Linked DNA regions of Homo sapiens: region 2 is linked to region 1. Evidence: read pairs that join two places in POLR2A ChIA-PET (ENCODE). Cell type or tissue: GM12878. All regions are shown on one strand. Each heading gives the region's core, and the rest is flanking DNA. Links, peaks and the distances in the headings are about the cores only. Region 1 has its middle 41 kb from the start of PPARG. Region 2 overlaps PPARG (peroxisome proliferator activated receptor gamma).

What was found. ChIA-PET counts read pairs that join two places held together with the same protein. Peaks named below come from ENCODE experiments on the same cell type or tissue, not always from the same donor. Only the 100,000 strongest peaks of a DNase experiment are listed, where the experiment ranks them.
Region 2: POLR2A ChIA-PET joins it to region 1 with 6 read pairs; 2 of 35 experiments call an interaction of 5 or more read pairs at or near these places.

The regions. Positions count from the first base shown.
Region 1 is chr3:12,244,440-12,251,994 of GRCh38, reverse strand. No RefSeq gene overlaps it. Among named protein-coding and RNA genes, the nearest start is that of PPARG, 41 kb to the left of the region's middle. In GM12878, for the core only: no CTCF peak of the experiment used is centred there; no DNase peak of the experiment used is centred there.
Region 2 is chr3:12,314,263-12,321,817 of GRCh38, reverse strand. The region is part of intron 2 of PPARG (peroxisome proliferator activated receptor gamma); the gene reads right to left. Among named protein-coding and RNA genes, the nearest start is that of PPARG, 29 kb to the right of the region's middle. In GM12878, for the core only: no CTCF peak of the experiment used is centred there; a DNase peak (open chromatin) is centred at 4,757.

The sequences.
Region 1 (7,555 bases), core at 1,795-4,294:
AACATTTAAAATTAAATTTTAAAAAAACTCTGCCAATTTGACAAGCAAATAATATCTAATTTTTTATTATTAATTGACAAATAATAATTGTAGATATTTATGGGGTACAATGTGATATTTTGATATGCATACATTGTAGAAAGATTAAATCAAGCTAATTAACATATCTATCACTTATCTTTTGTGTGTTTGTGGTGATAACATTTAAAATCTAATCTTTTAGCAATTTTGAAATATACAATATGTTATTATTAACTATGGCCACTATGCTGTAGAATAGATATCTAAAACTTATTCCCTGTTTGACTGAAACTTTGTACCATTTGACCAATGTCTAAACTTTCCCCATTCACCCCTCACCCCCAGTCCTGGTAATCCCTCTTTTTTTTATTATAGTTTAATTAATTTATTTAATCTAAGAACAAAATTGGACATAGGGTTAAGGCTTTGTGCAATACGTGAGAACAATGCAAAGAAGAATGGCTTTTATTCTTTGATGAGACTCCTTAAAAAGGTACAATTTCTAAATCCGTGACTCTATCATGGCAAAAACAACTTACTAGAAATGAAGTATTCACTCTAAACAGCGTCAAATAGTCAGTTAGATGAGATCTTTTTCAATGGGATTTCCTTTGTTATGTAAGCACAGCCTTATTTAATTTTACACATAGGTGAAACAAAATTTCTATTTATTTATTTTAAAGTATTTTCAACTTTTATTTTAGATTCATTGGGTACATGTGCAGGTTTGTTACCTTGGTATATTGCGTGATGCTGAGGTTTGGGGTAAAAATAATCCCCTCACCGAGGTACTAGGCATAGTACCCAATGGTTCACTTTTCCACTCCTAGCTCCCTCTCTCCCCCTAGCAGTCTCCAGTGTCTATTGTTGCCATCTTTATGGCCGTGAGTACCCAATAGTTAGGTCCCACTTATAAGTGAGAACATGTGGTATTTGGTCTTCTGTTCCTGTGTTATTTTGCTTAGGATAATGGCCTCTTGCTGCATCCATGCTGCTGCAAAGCACACGATTTTTTTGTGTGTGTGTGTGGCTGTGTAGTATTCCATGGTGTATGTGACCACATTTTCTTTATCCAATCCACGGTTGAGGTAATCCACCATTCTACATTCTACTATTATGAGTTAGACTTTTTTAGATTCTACATATAAGTGTAATCATGCAGTATTTATCTTTCTGTGTCTGGCTTATTTCACTTAGCAAAATGTCCTCCAGGTTCATCCGAGTTTTTATACAGAATTTCCTTCTTTTTAAAGCCTGAATAGCATTCCACTGGGTATACATACCACGTTTTATTTATTCATTCATTTGCTGATGAACACTTACATTGATTCCATATCTTGGCTATTGTGAATAATGCTGCAAAAAACATAGGGGTATAGATACTTCTTTGAAATAATTATTTCAATCCCCTATACCCACAGTAGATTGCTGTTTCATATGGTAATTCAGTTTTTAATTTTCTGAGGAACCTCTATACTGTTTTTCTTATGGCTATACTAATTTACACTCCCACCAACAGTGTACCAGGGTTCCTATTTATCTATGTCCTCACCAACACTTACCGTTCTTTTTTTTTTGATAATAGCCATTTTAGCAGGTTTGAAGTCATAGCTCATTGTGGTTTTAATTTGCATTTCCCTAATGATTAGTGATGTTGAGCATTTTTTTATGAACCTGTTGGCCATTTGTGTGTCTTCTTTTGAGAAATGTCTGTTCAGGTGTTTCTCCCATTTTCAAATTGGGTTGTTTTCTAGCTATTGAGTTGTTTGAATTACTTATATATATTGGATATTAGCCCCTTATCAGATGTATAGTTTGCAAATATTTTATCCCATTCTGTGGACTGTCTTTTCACTCTGTTGTTTCTTTTGCTATGCAGGAACTTTTTAGTTTGGTGCAATCCCATCTGTCTATTTTTGCTTTTGTTGCCTGTAGTTTGGAATCCTACCCAAGAAATTGTTTTACCTCTGGGTTTTCTCCCAGTAGATTTACAGTTTCAGGTCTTACATTTAAGTCTTTAATCTATTTTGAATTGGTTTTTGTATATGGTGTGAGGTAAGGGCCCATTTTCATCCTTTTGTATGTGGATATCCAGTTTTCCAAACCCCGTTTACTGAAGAGACTGTCTTTTCCTCATTGTGTGTTCTTGGCATCTTTGTCAAAAACCGGTTGACCATATATGCATGCATTTATTTCTGGACTTTCTATTCTGTCCCATTGGTTTATGTATCTACTTTTATGCCATTACCATGCTGTTTTGATTACTATAGTTTTGTAACATATTTTTAAATAAGGTAAAGTGATGCCTTCAGATTTGTTCTTTTTGCTCAAGGTGGCTTTGGATATTAGGGGTCCTTTGCAGTTCCATACAAATTTTTGGATTGTTTTTCTATTTCTGTGAAAAATGACATTGGAATTTTGATAGAAATTGCATTGAATCTGCAGATTGCTTTGGGTAGTGTGGATATTTTAACAATATTAATTCTTCCAATTCACGAATACAGGGTATCACCTTATTTATTTGTCTCATCTTCAATTTCTTTCCTCAATGTTTTATAGTTTTTAGGGTACAGGTCTTTTGCCTCATTGATTAAATTTACTCCTAAGTATTTTATCCTATTTTAAAAATTTTCTTGTAAATAGGATTGTTTTCCTAGTTTTTTGAATAATTCATTTTTTTGTATATAAAAATATTACTGATTTTTGTATGTTGAGTTTACATCTTGCAATTTGCAGAATTCATCAGTTGTAACAGTTTTTTTTGTAGAGTCTTTAGATTTTCTATATATCAGATTAGGTCATCAACAAATAGATAATTTCATTCTTTTCTTCCTAATTTGGATGTCCTTTATTTCCTTCTCTCGCCTTATTGCTCTGGCTAGGACTTCCAGTACTATCTTGACTAGAGTGACCATCCTCGTCTTGTTCCTGATCTTAGAACAGTTTTTGACTTTTCATCATTGAGTATGATGTTAGCTGTGGGCTTTTCATATATGGTCTTTACTGTGTTGAGGTACATTCCTTCTATACCTAACATCATGAAAGGATATTGAATTTTGTCAAATGCTTTTTTTTTTTTTTAAATTGAGACAGAGTCTCTCTCTGCCACCCAGGCTGGAGTGCAGTGGCAGGAATTGGGTTTTCTATTATTTTGTTGAAGATTTGTGCATCTATGTTCATCAGGGATATTGGTCTGTAATTTTCTTGTCTTGTAGCATGCTTGTCTGGTTTTGCTATCAGGATAATGATGGTCTCATAACATGCATTTGGAAGTGTTTCCTCCTCTTCAATGTTTTTGGAAGAGTTTGAGAACAATTAGCATCAGTTCTTCTTTAAATGTTTGGTAGAGTTCAGTTGTGAAGCCATCCAGTTCTGGACTTAATTTTTTTTTCTTTTTAGATATAGGGTCTTGCTATGTTGCTCAGGCTGGTGTTAAACTCCTGGGTTCATGCAATCCTCCTGCATCAGCCTCCGAGCACCTGGGATTACAAATGTGCACCTCTACACCTGGCTTGGGCTTTTTTTTTTTTTTTTTTTTTTTTAATGGAATGGTATCTTTTTATTTAAATATATTTGATAGCTAGTGAGGTAAACATTATTTAAAATGGCTGTTTGTATTTTTTTCTTTAAATCATTTGTTAATGACCTTTTCTGATTTCCTTATTACAATTTTAGTGTTTGACCATTAATAAAAGTGCCCAAGTGGCCATTTTTATGTATGGGCTTAAGTTGGGTATACCTAAGCAGATGATTAAAAAAGCACTCTGTTAAAACTTAAGAAGATCGGCCGGGAGTGGTAGCTCACGCCTGTAATCTCAGCACTTTGGGAGGCTGAGGTGGGCGGATCACGAGGTCAGGAGATCAGGACCACCCTGGCTAACATGGTGAAACCCCGTCTCTACTAAAAATACAAAAAATTAGCTGGGCGTGGTGGCAGGTGCCTGTAGTCCCAGCTACTCAGGAGGCTGAGGCAGGGGAATGGCGTGAACCTGGGAAGCGGAGGTTGCAGTGAGCCGAGATCACGCCACTGCACTCCAGCCTGGGGGACAGAGCGAGACTCCATCTCAAAAGAAAAAAATAAAAAACTTAAGAAGATCATGGAAGTTATTAAATTTCTTCACCTTTGTTCATACTCTACTTACCAAATCACAGTTACACTACAAATGGACAGACAGCCTGTGAGATAATGCTACTCATTAACCTGGGTAGAATTGTCTAAGTATGTTACTATTATATTTACTCTTTCCACGAGAGTTAAAACAATCAAGTGTATTTTGTTTAAAAGATTATATCTTCCGTCTTCTTTGGGGCTGTGGGCTGCTGGTAGGAGTGAGTATATAGAAATAATGATGACCACGAAAGATCTTTTTTAAGACCAGGTGAAAACATTCCAATAAAGATCTGAAGGCATGATTTGCCATAAAGAATTTCAATGCAAATAATCTCAACCAACCACATTTGCAACAGAGAAGACATATACAACATGAATTTGGAAAGACCTTTAGACGGCAGCTAGAATGTAGGATTACAAAAGAATTTTCTTCCCCAAATTGAGCCAAATGTACCAAATTAAGTGAAAAGAGAAAAGAACATACAATCAATGTTGAAACCATGTGAAGGTCTCCATTTCATTCCACAAACTTCAAAAACTATTGTCAGATATAACACAAATTTTATCCAACTAAAAGAGCTACAAGGAACAGGCTCTTGACTTTCTCTCAGAAGGAAATGCAGTGGAGCAATCAGTATTGAGTGAAAATTTCACTGAGGTTTTGGTATAAAGATTGTATATTTAGGTGACAAACAAAATGCAGAAAACTATCTTCAAGCCTCTCCCTCCTTAGATAAATAGATCATAAGCCTCATTTTGAACAACTCACAGAATTTACCCCTTTTTCCTTTTGTCCAGGTGGAAAGTGAAAGAGAGTTTTTGTTTGTTGTTTAAAGCAGCAAATGAAATCTCTGCGTGGAGGGAGGAACACTAGACCACATCACACTAAAAGTTGAAACACCCAACGCTTTCACACTAAGTGCACCAGCTCGATGGTTTACTCTGAAACAGGGGAACACTTTGAAACTCAAGAGGGCCTCGTTGCCTCAACTCTTTGTCTACAGGGACAGACCCTTTTCCCCCTAACTCAATAGAATGCCCTTTTGATTCAGAGCTCATTACAAAGATTGGTGACAAAGCTTCATTAACTCATCTGCAACAAGCCCCAACTCTCTCTTCTCATTCCTTCCTGCTCTCTACAGGCAAGTGAGGGATGGAGCAAAACCACACCCCATTCACATCCGCCCTTCAACACATGTTCTAAGGGGTGGATCCAAATATTACCCAGATAAACTCCTTGGAGTCAAGGAGAATTTGCCTACACTATCTTGGGGGCAAATAGTCCAGGATAGGACTGCTTTGTCAAAGATGGGTAGGCAAAACAAGTTGGATGCAGGACCATGCGGAAATTTGTTACTCTCCCCTCTACAAGCCCCCCAAAAGGAAAAAACAAAAAGCAACTGTGCAGAACTGGTAAAGAATCTAAACTTACCCCGGAAAGAGAAGAAATGCTTAGATACCATATCCTTCACACTCTTGAGAGATTAAAGGGAAGATGAGATAACAAAACTAAAGAATAAGGCCCCCAAAGAGCTGGAAATGTTGAGGAAAGAAACTGAGGAGAAAACAACACAGTCCCAGAACAAAAAAAAAAAAATGTGTCAGGAGTAAAAAAGCACAGAACAAACATGGAAAACCAAGTCAAAGACATATTCAGTGACAGGAGGAAACATTACCGCAATGATTACTTCAATTTGCACATCAAAGAGTCTTGGGAATATATAGAAAATAATCAATATCAGGAAGAATACTAGTGAAGCTGCTGAAGATAAAGAAAATTCCTACAAGTATCCCAAAAGAGAGCATCAAGCCACCTGCGCAGGGAAAAGGAATTCATTAGGTGGGCTCGAGACTTCTGCACAGGAACATTCGCCTAAAACAGTGAAGCGAGGTCTAAACGTTTTGAGTGAAAAGCACATGCCTGAAAAGTTCTATGCTCAATGTCATTCACTGGTACAGGCAACAACAGGCAGCCTCACAGAGGCAAGGATTCTGGAAGCAGACCATTTCTACAAAGTCTAGCTGTTGCCCAAATGCTCCTCAAAGTGGTCGTCTGGATTTCCACTGTATCATTTCCACTTTCCCGCATGCTTGTCAACACTTAGTATTCCAAGATTTTAAAATTGTTTCCAACCTGATGGACACAAAATGGTACCTCCTCACTGTTTTAATTTGCATTATTCTGAGGCGAAGCTCCAAATGGCCCTCCAAAATGGTTGTACCAACTTTCACTGCCATGAGCAGTATTTTAGTTTTTGCTCCATATCATTGCCCTCTCTGATATTTGGTGGAATGAAGGTGATCACCAAGTGGTCTAAGGTATTCTGCAAATTTGCCATCACTTCTCTTAACCATTTGTGTAAGTACTGCTGGACTCCCTCTATAAATACGTGAACGTTTCCCCCATTGCAAACACGGACTGGATCTTACCATAGACACACCACAACGTCCTTCATTTACTCAATGATACATTGCGGAGGCCTCCACAATCCCCTTTCCCTCTTACCTCCCACCATCAATAAACTCTGTGAAGGAGTTGTATTGAAAATATTCCTCTCTTCCTGTATCACAGTATTGAACTAAAACTCCATCGAGGTTTACTGGAGTACTGGGTGATATATGAATTCTCTTCCCTTTGGTCTCGTGGATCCTCTAGTGGGTCTTCCTTTTCTACTACATCACTGCTTGAGAAGAGAAATAAACTTTACCAGCACTCTGGCTATGGTTTCACACACACAAAGTGAACAGTGATAAATAAACTGTTAATTTGGACAAATTGATTAATTTCCAGTTAGTTATAGAATGATAAAATATAATTCTATTATATATCTAAGTAATATTTTATCATGCAAACATGGTAAAACTAGTAAATCCCTGTGAGATAAGTCAATTACAACCTAGGTAGATTATACTTCACAGTCACCCTTCAGTTCTATTACTGTGGAAAGTCAACCACAGGTCCCTACTTCGTCATTGTAGCTTGGGTTTGTCTGCATTTCTGTCAAAAACACATATTCTCCTGTTGAGGTTGTCAATGATAACTTAGCAGGAAAAACCTAAGAAATAAGTGTTTAGAATGGTGTCTGGCATCTAATAGGTGTTGAACATGACTTGCTGAACATATGAAAACTAACTTCTGTTTTCTGACTGAATTTTCTATTAAATTCATCCTTGTATCTTATGTTGTACCTGAATTATGATTTTCAGTGGTGAAATGGAGGTCATTTGTAGCCAATCCATATGGCAATCTCTGTTACTGGGTCTACTTGAAGTTGTTCCATTTTTGTAGATCCATCTTGCAAAGGCATGTGGGGTGGTGCAGATGAGATATAATATTACATATTATATAAAGAAATGGGATATGAATCGCTTCTCTTCACACCCTCCCCCGAGCAGCTACCTCACATTTTCCCATACACTATT
Region 2 (7,555 bases), core at 3,208-5,707, 68 kb before region 1:
CAACAATAGTATGAAAATCAATCCATCCCAGTCATAAACTCAGCACTGTGAGAGGACACTGAGCAGCCTGGTGTGTCTGACCCATAAGATTTGTGGGAGCAGGTGGAGGTGATGACATCGAAGAGGTAGGCTGGGCCGACCACAGAGTCTGTAATGCTCTCTGAAAGGGGATGAAATATAACTATGGACTGGAGGATGATGGAAACGATGGATTGCTTGGTCAGAGAGTTAATCTGCAATAACCCAAATGAGGAATAAGGAAAACCTGAACTAAAACAATAATCAATGGAAATAAAATGGTTAGAAAAATTTATAGTAGCAGCGATCAGTAGGTTCCTATACAGAAAGATTTTCTGTCTCCCTCCGCCTCCACCCTGTAGCATTTGGCACCTGGGGGCAGAAGTGTATCAAAAAAATGAATTATTCTTAGACTCTCATTTGCTGTTGCTATTACTTTTATTCCAAAGTCTGATGCATAAATTAGTTACCCCATATATATTAAGAACATTCATTAGTGAGACTTTTTATAACTTCCATGTATCAGAGGGAAGCAAGACACTCCACCACATGCCAGCCACCACTCATCCCAGCCCAGCTGATCTTCAGAAGGCCATGAACTTAAAGGAAGTGAGTCCACGCCATCGGACACAGAGGCCACACATTTTAAAGGGGTGACTGCTGCCATTAAGCATAAAGTCAGCTTTTCCTGGTAAATATGTGGTAGGGTACTGATGTGGGCCTCTAACATCTCACACTTTTCATGCTGGTGTATAACATAAAAGAGAAAACTGAATTAATTAACACAATGAAGGAGCTTAATGCTTTTCCCAAACAAAAATATTAAAAAGATATTGAATCATTGCAGAGATTCTTTGAACTCACATCACATAGATAAGCATGTAAAAAACAATTTAGTCTTCTCTTCTCTTTTCTTTTTCTTTGACAGGGTCTCACTCTGTCCCTCAGGCTGGAGTGCAGTGGTGCAATTATGGCTCACTGCAGCCTTGACCTCCCTGCTCAAGTGATCCTCCTGCTTCAGCCACCTGAGTAGTTGGGATTACTGGCGGGCGCCACCATGCTTGGCTAATTTTTTTATTTTAATTTTTGCAGAGACAGGGTCTCACTATGTTGCTTACGCTGGTCTCCAACTCTTGGCCTCAAGCCATCCTCCCACCTGGGCCTCCCAAACTGCTGGGATTACAGGTGTAACCCACCCACCTGGCCTCCCAAACTCCTGGGATTACAGGTGTGACCCACCCACTGTGTCTGGCCTATATTTCTTATAGTAATATAGTTATTGTGGGGTCTGAAACAGAAATAAATAAATGCAGAAATATCTAAGTACTTTCAACAAATGGCTCATGCTACAGATCAGTTTCTAGCAGGCAGAGCACCCAAGTATGTTCCTATAAATCTTAAATTAATGAAAACACATTATTACCAGCAAGGAAATAAATACTAGTAGATATTGGTATTTATTCAGACAATACCAAAAGACAAACACCACATTCTGTTCAGCTTTAATTTGTAGTAAGAAAGCAAGGACGCACATTCCTCTAGCGATACATACATGCATACATACATACATATATATATGCACGTATATATACATAAATGTCCAAGATGCATTTCTAACAACGCATCCTCAAAACAGGTTAGTTACTACGTGCTAGGAAACAATCAATCCTTACTGCAAAATGTAATACCTCTGTATGCAGCATAAGGGAGCAGTTTCCATTTACATTCCATCCCTTGAAGAATTACTTAGATTTGACCAGTGAGTGGGGCACTGATTAGCGTGTACCGGTGACTGTTAGCTCGAGTAAGTTACTCAACCTCTTTCTATTTTGATTTATTCATTTGGAAAAGATAAAAAAGTCAAGGCAATTATTACAGTAATACCATAAATATACGCCGTAAATTATTTCTAAACCCTTTATATATTTGATCTTACTTGATCCTTAACATAAACCTTTCTTACTTAACAGGTAAGGAAACTTAAACGATGGCCAAAGAACAGAAGAGGAAAGACAGTAGTAACTCAGTGACCTGGCTCCCAAAGCAGTGAATTTCCCTGGAACAACATGGTTAAGGTTCTTCCAAAGTATAACTAAAAGGTCAGCATCAGTTAAAAAAAAAAAAAGTAAAAATTGAGTATTAAATATCTCTATAGTAATAGGAAATTACTATTGTATGTAATTATCACAATACTTCATGAGTAATATACTTTATATTTCCAGTGAAAGTGACAAGAAAGATTTTGTGGTTTATTAGTCATGCCAGATTTCTCTACGTATTCATAATAGATTGCTTAAAAAATTAGGTCTTGTCAATTGTATTTATAATTTAGTGGTTACTTCTGTATATAAAAGTACTTCAATTTTACGACGCTATCTGGAAGAAGTTCAATAATAGATTTTTTATACTCCTACAAAATGATTGCAAAGCTCCATGGGAATTTAGATTTGCACAAGTTATTAGGATGTGACCTTTCCCTTAGATTTCTTATTTTAGGATCAACTTAACATGGTATTTCCCCAGTGGGAGCTGCTGTACTTCCTTCGCAGATAAGAAAAATAGCAATCACAAATTATAGTGAGCAAACTTAGGGAAACATACATCTCTGTGATGCAGACAAAACTGAAATCTTAAAAGGAGAGCACACTATGTATTCCTTGGGCTTGAGAGGAAAGCCATGTGGCTTGTTAACAAAAGAAAACAAAAGTCATGCCATTATGGTATTTCCCTGAAATTTATACCTAATTGTTTCTTGTCCCAGCCACCAAGTCTTATGACTTTTAAGGATTATTAAAGATGCTTACGTCACTAAATTTCCTATGTCCTGTCTAGTGGGAGTATAAAAGGTTAAAAATATCTAACTTTTAATAATTTAAATTATTTCAGATCACAGGATCTGGACTGAAGAACAAGAAGTCACAAGCTTAAAGGAAAAAAAAAACTAGAACAGTATGAAAGAGAACACAGTTGCTTTCCTTTTGCCCCATGGAACTAGCTTCCAATTATTGAGCACTTACTATGTAACACTGTATATGTATTATTTGTGATATATAAGTTATTGGCGGTACCCAAAGAACCAAGAATACTATAACTCAGACTGTAGAGCTCATAATTGGCTTTATTTATTTGAGGCAAAGAAAACTGTGGAAGGAGACACTGAACCCCCAAACAGAAAGTTGAGAATAAAAAGGAGAGAGTTTCACCCATAATCTTTTTCCTATTCATTTTAATATATTGTAAACATATAGTTTTGTATCTTAAAATTCTTATTGTATCTTTATTCTTAAATTTGTTTCTCAAATATTCAAACCACAAATTTAAAAATATTTGGTTTTAAATGAATATTTTTTAAAAACTGATTTGAACTTATCTCTATGAAAGTCCTACTTTGTTAAATCTGCATTTTCAAAAGCAATCATTTCTTCCTAATAACTAGCAACTTAGACTTAAAGGTGGTAAGGGACCCACAGCACAGTCTTTACATTTTATTTAAATTTGACATAGCCTCAGGAAATAATCTGTAACTTCTTTGCTATTAAGCTGGGTTTTTTAAAAAAACACCATTTGGGAGGCCAAGGCAGGAGGATTGCTTGAGGCCAGACGTTTGAGACCAGTCTGAGCAACATAGCAAGGCCTCATCTCTGAAAATAATTTAGCAATTAGCCAGGTGCGGTGGTGTGTGCCTGTAGTCCCAGCTACTCCGGTGGCTGAGGCAAGAGGGTCACTTGAGTCCAGGAATTTGAAGTTGCAGTGAGCTATGATTGCACCACTGCACTCCAGCCTGAGCAACAGAGGAAGGCCCTGCCTCTAAAGAATAAAAATAAAAATAAACCACTCACATCGTTCTAATCTCTAAACAACTATTGAAGCGCTTCACTCTCCAGCCTCCCACCACTATCATACACCCAAAGCCTTAAGTAAATGATAATTCATTTAAATTAACAGAAATCATTTAAATGTATTTCCAAAATATATTTATGCTTTGTATGTTTTGTTCATTTGCTATTAATATATCCTCCAAGCAATTTGAAATGTCATAAAATTAATAATGCAAGAGTAAGGTAATTAATTGCTCAAACACTTTAACAAAGAAATTCCTCTCTTGGCAATTTATCTGAAGAAAATATTTTTTTAATTGAGTGAAATATTTACATAAAGATATTCATGGTATGTAATGGTATAAGAATAAAACATAATTATACAATAATAAAAACACCAGAAGCCACCTAAAAACTGGCTTAGTAAATTACGTGCTATCACTAAGATTATGTTGCCATTATGAAAACTCTGAAAGCCAGGTAGAAATGAAAAATTTATAGGACCTAACAGTGAAAGAGGCTGAGGGCCAAGTGATGTATATACGGTAACTGTCAGTAAATAAAAAGCATACACATGTGAACAAAACTGGAAGAAACTACAGAAGAATAGTTTTTTTGTGTGGTTGTGATCTTTTTATTTTAAAAAATCAGCTTTTTAGTAATAAAAATGAAAAGAAATGAACAAAAATGAAACAAACCCGAAGGCCAAAATTCAAAAGCAAAAGTAATTTGTCTTCGTTCCTAATCTCAGTTCCACCTGCCTTTAAGGTTGGGGCAGTAAGCATTGCCTATGTTTCAACACTCAAGCCCTGAATTCATAGCATGGGTATAGCTAGGCAGAGAGTTTATTTACAGAGGGCAGGACTGAACTTTGCATGTGAGCACATACAGAAAATGATAAAGATCGTTGTGTCCTATTAGTAATTTACAGAATTGTGATTTGCTCCATCCAGTACATCTATAATTGAATTCCTCAGTCATAAAATCACTGAGACCAAACAAGTTCAGATATCTTTTATCTAAACCCTTTTCTCCCTCACCATCAGTTAGCATATTTCTTACGGGGCTTTTCTTCTTTTCATAGATTCATTTGTCTTAGTTATAAATTAACCCCAAAAGCAACTCTCCCAGCCACCCAGCTCTACTGTTTCCTGTGTACCAGATTTTTTTTAACCTCACAATTTATGGTACACAGGCCATTTAAACTGCCAGTTGGTAAATGATGTCCAGGAACCATCTTTAGATTTTTTAAAAAAAAAAAGGTTCCTAAGGATTAATGGTCCTCTAAGCAGAGATTCCCCTTAGAGCCAGACACCCTGGCAATGAAGTGGAATATAACTGCTGAAGACTTGTTACTTTTTTTTTTTAGTTTTTAAAACTGTATAAAATATACACAATATAAAATTTACCATTTTAACCATTTTAAGTGTGCATTCAATGGCATTAAGTACACTCACAATGTTGTGTAACCATTCTCCAGGATGCTTTCATCTTGCAAAACTGAAACTGTCCCCATTAAACACTAACTCCCCGTTCCTTTCCAGTGCCGCAGCCCCTGGTAAGCACCATTCCACTTTCTGTCTCTACGAAATTTGACTACTTTAGGTGCAACTTCTGTTATTTCTTGTTTCACCTAAAAAATGTGAACTAGTGCAGTTTGCTAAATTAGTTGAACATACACAAGAGTTACCGGCAAAAAAATTCAGGGTTGAATTCCAAATACTTCACATTTCATTTTTCATGTCAAAATGCTTGAATTTAGACCGCTCATTTTCAGACGCCAAAGTACGTACCTGCTCCTAACTTTGTCTTTTAAGAGTTTGCTCTTTTGATTTTAAACGGCTTTATGCTTTTCTAAAGTTAAACTGATTTTCTAGACAACTTAATGCTGTCATTGATTTCCTTTAAGAATGAAAGTTCCCGTAGTACTACTTGTATTCACTGAATTCCCAGACATTTTGCCTAGAAACAATACGGTCTGCTTCTCTCCTCTTCCCATTCAAACAAATATAAGACTACGAGTTCTAAATTCTTGTTCAAATCCTGTCTTGGGTAATGATGATTGGTGGATCAAGAGATTTTTTTCAAAGTATTGCATGAAATACTTTGACAGTTCTGGTGTGAACATTCAAATTAGACCCTCACTGTCACCAACAAAAAACACTGCTAAGATGTGGTTCCCGAGGAGGCAGAGCTTTGTGGAGTTATTCCCACTCACAGGTTTCTAGAGGGCTGTAAGCAACTGGCTAAAGTATTAAGTACACTAAATAGAGACCAGACTTGTAGAGGTAGGGATGGGAGTGTGTATGAGAAGGATTAGAAAATAGCTCAAGAAATAGTCTTGATGAAAAGAATGCCCCTGCATTACTCTGTTCTAAGATTTGCAAATGCAGAATCTTCCTCTATAAATTAGCGAAAATCTAATGAGAATGATTATTTAGTGACTCCATTGTGACCTTAAAAAACTACTTAACTTGAAATAATCTGAGGCTTACAGAAAGGTTGCAAAGATAGTGGAGGGAGTTCCTACATACCTTTCAGCCAGCTTCCCCCCAGTTACCACAGTGCAGTCCCAGCACAATTATCAGTGTTGATACACTGAAGCCAACATACAGCATCCACCTGAGTTCCAGCAACAGATGAATGGATAAAGAAAATGTGGCTCACATACACGATGGAATACCATTCAGCCATAAAACAGAATGAAATCCTGTCATTCATGACAACATGGATGAGCTTGGTGGTGATTATGTTAAGTGAAATAAGCAGACAGATACCACATGTTCTCACTCATATGCGAAGTTTAAAAAGTTGATCTCATAAAAGTGGACAGTAGAATAGTTGCTACTAGAGGCTGGGAAGGGCTGGGGATAGCAAGAGATTGGTTACCAGACACAAAACTACAGTTAGATACAAGGAATAGTTCTAATGATCTATAGCACTGTGGGGTAAATATAATTAACAGCAACCTATCGTATATTTTCCAATAGCTAGAAGAGCAGATTTTGAATGCTCCCAATACAAAAAAATGATAAGTGTCTGAGGTGATGGATATGCTACTTACCCTGATTTGATCATTACACATTGTATGCACGTATTGAAATGTCACACTGTACCACATAAATATGTACAATTATATGTTAATTAAAAATAATAATAAAAGCAAAAAAAGACCTAATAAATTGAGAATGGCACAATACTATAACTATTTGGATTTCACCAGTTTTCCTACTAACGTCCCTTTTCAGCTCTAGGATCCAATCCAGGATCCCACATTGCATTTAATTGTCATGCAATATTCTCCTCCTAATCTGTAGTGATTCCTTAGCAAAGATGTGTCTTTTATGCCTCTGACACTGTTGAACGGCGAGGGTCAGATATTTTGAAGAATGTGTTTGTATTTAGGTTAAAGCTTTCTCATAGTCAAATGAGATTAAGGATGTTTGGGAAGAATTCGAAAGGCATGATCTGTCCTTTTCAGGACATTCTATCAGGGGCATATGAGCTCACTATGTCTTACTATCCTTGATATTGACCTTGATCATGTGGTTAAGGTGGTGTCCATCAGGATTCTCCACTGTAAAGTTACTATTTTTCCTTTTGTAATTACTGAGTAAGTGGGGGCAGATACTTTGAGGTTATGCAAATATTCTGTTTCACCTTAAACTTTCACTCAATTAATTAATTAATTAATTAATTAATTTTTTGAGAGGGAGTCT